2 separate regions of the Mus musculus genome follow, and region 2 is linked to region 1. Evidence: chromatin loops called from intact Hi-C (ENCODE). Cell type or tissue: heart. All regions are shown on one strand.

Evidence for each region. Hi-C counts contacts between places; a loop is a spot of excess contacts. Peaks named below come from ENCODE experiments on the same cell type or tissue, not always from the same donor. Only the 100,000 strongest peaks of a DNase experiment are listed, where the experiment ranks them.
Region 2: it touches region 1 in a loop (2.1-fold over the local background); 4 of 42 quality-filtered maps call a loop at or near these places.

What each region holds. Positions count from the first base shown.
Region 1 is chr2:128,339,017-128,341,516 of GRCm38, reverse strand. The region is part of intron 1 of Morrbid (myeloid RNA regulator of BCL2L11 induced cell death); the gene reads left to right. Among named protein-coding and RNA genes, the nearest start is that of Gm14010, 82 kb to the left of the region's middle. In heart, a CTCF peak has its summit at 1,443; DNase peaks (open chromatin) are centred at 1,246, 1,386 and 2,216; H3K27ac peaks cover 1,697 bases.
Region 2 is chr2:128,283,804-128,286,303 of GRCm38, reverse strand. No RefSeq gene overlaps it. Among named protein-coding and RNA genes, the nearest start is that of Gm14009, 120 kb to the right of the region's middle. In heart, a CTCF peak has its summit at 1,262; DNase peaks (open chromatin) are centred at 763 and 1,303; H3K27ac peaks cover 324 bases.

The sequences.
Region 1 (2,500 bases):
ACAGACACACACACACACACAGACACACACACACACAGAGTCCTCTCAGTTTTCTCTCTAGGTTCCTGCCTTGGCTTCCCTTAATGATGGACTATAAACTATAAGCCAAACAAACTCTTTCCTGTCCAAACTGTTTTATCAGGGCAGTGGAAGGCAAAGCAGAATACTGGGGAACACACTTCCCACAGTGACTTTTTCTTTCCACTTAGGTTTGAGGAGCTACAGACCCACAGGTGAAAGGGATGACTTGCATGGGGTCTCTCCTTGACTCGGCCTTGGGTCGCTCTGAGCCAGAGGCTGGCTGGGCTCCCATCACGGCAGAGCCCACTGAGAACTAAGGACACTAGGTGCCCACTCCACTACTGAGCTCCAGCTGAGAGGAGTCTTTACTGGGTTTTTAATTTAAAATGTTTTATGTGTGTGCATATCTTGCCTGCATGTATGTCTGGGTACCACATGCATCTCTGGTGCCTGCAGAGGCCAGAAAATGCCATTGGCTCCTCTGGAACTGGAATTCCCAAAGTCATGAGGAGCCACGTGGATGCTGGGAATTGAACCTGGGTCTTCTGGATCATCCAGTGTTCTTGACTGCTAAGTCCTTCCTCTAGCCCCTAGGGCAACGCTCTTAAGGAGAGTAGGTGACACCAGATGATGAAGGCTGGTGACTGTCACGTACACCCAGGTCTGAGGATCCTGGACCACCCAGCCTGGCCTGGCATATGTCTGTTCAGATGGTAGGCCATATTCTCTGAGGCAAAGAGAAACCTTGCTAGGCATCTTCCTTCTTCACTGTACAATGAGGTCTGTGTTCTCCCTGCCCAGCCCACCTAGAGTCAGGAGAAACTCAAATAGTATAGGATAGGATAGCTTTGTAAAGACCCTACTCCGCAGCAGTATGGGGGGGGTGATTCTTAGGTCATTGTGAGACTTTCCCCGGGGAGCACTGGCGGGACTCTCTCCTCTCTCCTCTCTGTCTGCTCAAGGGACAGGGTCTAATCTCTCCTGTTTAACACATACCTGACCATCTCATAGCTGGCTTTACATGCAGGGGCCACTTAGCCTGCCCAGCTGCTCAAAGGAGAAGCCAAAATCCACCTAGAGTTTCGATCCAGCAGTCCTGTTTGGCTCCAGTTGGAAGACTTGGAGAATCCGGCTTCTGGGACTGGGTTCGAGCCAGGTGACCCAGCCCGAGGGAGCCGGAGAGGGTTCCAGGCACACACCTGCCACTCGGGTTTCCACCCCGCAGCGTCTCTTTCCTGGCTTGTGCTTTTCAAGTGCCTCCGTCCTGCAAGATTGACAGCTCACTTTTGATTGGAATCAGAGTGTAGGAAGCGGTCTTTTCAAATTTCCTGTGCAACCCAGCCTGCCAAAAGTCCTGCCACTGGCTGTTTTATTTACCCTGGCCACCAGGCCTCTTGCTCGCTGCACCCTAAGAAAACAGATTGCTGTCGGGAGAAAAGTCCATGCGTGTTTCCTTTCTGGAGGCTGATCAAGTTCTGAAAGAAGGGTTTCCTGCAGTCCATTACACCATTTTGGTTTGTTTTATCCCGTCTCCACCTGCAGAGCAGGGAATTAGCCTGCAGCCCAGGGCTGGGCCAGCAGATGACTACAGGGAAAGGAGAGCTCGTGGGCGTGGAGCTTTCCACAACACACCGTGGCCTTGTTCTCTTTAGCTAGGCATTGTGTGCTGAGGCCCAAGCCCAAATCTGAATAGGATTCTGTGTAACTTGATCTGTTTTCTTTCTTTCCTGTATTCCTGTGAGCCAAATTTAACTTCACTCCAATCTGTGGCCTGTACATATAATGTTCTGCCGGAGGGTGGGGGTGGGCTGGGAGATGTGGGAGAGGGTGTATATGCTTGCGGTTTTTTTTTTCCTATCTTCCCCTTTCTACATTTTTTTTTTCTTTTGCTTGCCTGCGTTGCTCACCCACTGCTCACCCTTGGCCGGGTATAACTTAATATGGCTGTCTTGTCTGCAGCCATTAACCCTTTAGGGAAAGTGAGTGGGTTTTTTTTTTTTTTTCAGTCTCTCCTTAGCAAACCACAAAGTTTCCCAACCCCCACTCCCAGCGCCCCGTTGAGAAGCCTTGGCATTGCTTGAGTTAACAGTTGGCCTCCAGGAAACATGAACTTCCCTAGAAGTGCTTGTGCAGCAATTAATAGGCCTTCACTCAGATATGTAAAAATAGCCCCATGCTTGGAAACCCGCAGTTGAAAGACTCGGCTCCTAGGAGTCACCTGACTAGTGTTGGGTACCTCCTCTTTAAAAGGCTTGTGTCCTAAACGTCCCAGAAATATCCCAACATCGATGTGGGAAGGTTGCCAGGGCAGACAGAAATCCAATGTTCAATTAAAAGCTCCTCCAGCTGTGGCTAGGTCAGGCTTTGGCAGAGGCCAACAGCCTTGGGGTTCATGGGTGTGCCCTGCTGTTAACATGGAGGTGGGGATGGGGGTGCTGTCTGCTCCTCCTTTCTACTTAAGCAGCACCCCCTGCTTTTC
Region 2 (2,500 bases), 55 kb after region 1:
GTGTACATGAGAAAGATTGTTTGAGCCTTCCAAGTCTTAACACAATGCAGATTTGTTTCAAATGAGATGGGAGTTTGGACTGAGTCTCCTCAGGAAATAGAAAGCGGGACACGCTTAGTTGAGCTTGTGTGGCAGCACACTCCTTTATCCTAGTGTTCAGGGGACAGAAGCAGTCAGGTTCTCTGTGAGTTCTGGGCCAGCCTGGTCTACACAGAGTGTTCCAGGGCAGCCTGGTCTACACAGAGTGTTCCAGGGCAGCCAAAAATTATGATATGCCACAATCTACCCCATAACATGTTCAAATGTTACGTGTTAATCAAAATAAACTTAAGAAGTTTTTGAAGTAGAGGAGCCAAGCTTCCTGATATCTTCTTCATGTGTTTTACTTGTGTATCGAATTACCACACAACGCTCCGTTAAAGTCATAGCAACAGAAATGGGAGAAGACATGCTAATCCTAAGAATAAAGTAGTTATTTCTAAACCATCCAGTGTGACGGGAAGTTGTATCAGGCACCAGATTGTGCTGGCAAAGACAGAGGGACATGAGCTGGGTGCCTGTGCCAGTGTGGACAGTAATCCCTCGGGGAGATGAGGAGCCCGGGAAAGGCTCCCAGCAAGAGCCGATGAATGATGAATACCAAGTAGTGGGAGAAGGTGGGGCCCTGGTGCCAATCAAGTGTTTAGCCCACGCTGCCACGCGATACGTGGCCTTCCACAGCCTAGCGCCACATTGTTTCCTCTATTGGATTAGCTCCATGGATGTAAATTCATTCTTCTCCATTGGGGACCACAGCAGACCTCGAGACATGCCACAGAAGCGTTTGTGTCCACACACTTCGTGGGACCACGGGTGGAGGATGGTGCCTGCCCGTGGGTTTTCAGTGACTGTTTGTAGGAGAAATTGGTCTCATTATTTCCAGTTCTGTTCAGAGCAACTCAGCTTCTGCCCCACCATGAGGATCCCAGTCTACCGTGTCTTCCCTCATGGGCACTGTGGAGAGACTATTATAAATACCTCATCAGAGAATCTGCATGTGTAGAGGGGCCAACTCCCTCAAGCATATTGGTCCTCAACACTGTACTCTGCGGTGGTGGGCCTTGGGATATCTGTGTGTGGATCCCCCTGGTCCCTACCTTCCTGGCTTGAGAGATGAGGCTGGGTGACTAGCCAGTGTGGGAGGGAGATGGAGATGGCAGGCTTCTCAGGGCGCTGGACTTAGTAGGTCCCCTGGGGCCTCAGAGTCTGAAGCCCTCTGCAGGAGTCTATGTTCTGGCAAGCTGGGCTGCCTCTTGGCGCCATTCCCAGATGTGGAGTAATGAGGTCATCAGCGGGAGGCTGGGGCCAGCCTCTGATGGGCTGTGTCATTGTAGCTTTTCCTGGGGCTCTGGCTGAGGGGGCCATATTGCCCTTCCCTCTCACAGCTGGACTTGTGTTTGCTGCTCGCTCAAAACAAGCCTGTCGTGTTCAAAAATCCTGAATACGAAGTAAACTTATAAAGACACATGAAAGGGGGGGAAGGGCGGTGATGAGGGAAGGAGGGAGGAAAGAAGACAACGTGTGAGTATGGTTGTAGATGAACAAGGCACCATTCTCATGAATGAAGACGTTACATCTCTCTAGCTACCAGGACATGCAAGGGTCTGTCCTGCTGTGGTTTATTCACCTGCTTACGTATCTTTTGTACAGCCTTCCGTATCACGTTGTTCTCTGAGCGTGTGAGTAGCTCTCCTTTGTCCTCCCACTAGGCCTTGAACCACCTGTCTGGAGATGCTTTGCTATCTCTAGAATAGAAGGGCACATAAAGGGGGAAAGCAAGGCCAAGCTGGTGCTGCCAAGGAAGCTACAGATGTGCACGGTAGAATGGCCTAACGGAGAGGGAGGGAGGGGGATGGGAGAGGGAGGGGGAGGGAGAGGGACTCACATTCCTGAATTAAGCCCCGGTTTTTAGATTGGTTATTGTAATAAGCACCAGGCAGATACGATTGTATAAGGCCTGTTCTCTGGGAGAGCCCTTGCCCAAACTCCTACTGCTTGTCCTTCCGTCCATTCCTCAAGTCCTATCGCCTGGGGCCACTGTCACCAGGCAGCTTTCCCCAGCCTCCGCCCTCCCTACCTGTTGAGTTGAAGACAGGGATGGCTGCTTGGCTGAGAATCTAGACTCTAGCTCCATCAGGCATTCTCACTGAGCAGCTGCTGCTGCTGGGGTTGGGTTTCTTTAAGAGGCCACCTGTGCCCTTTGACACAGACCATTCAATCCTCTAGATGCAGGAGCCCAGGGGATGGCCCACTTCAAAGCCTGAGCTTGGCCATCATAGTCCTGAACTGCTTCTTGGCTCTATCCTTCCAAATAGAATAAATGCATCCTCTCCCACTCCCCTCTCTCTCCCTCTCCCTCTCCCCTCCCCCTCCCTCCCTCTCCGTTAGGCCATCCTACTGTGCACATCTGTAGCTTCCTTGGCAGCACCAGCTTGGCCTTGCTTTCCCCCTATATGTGCCC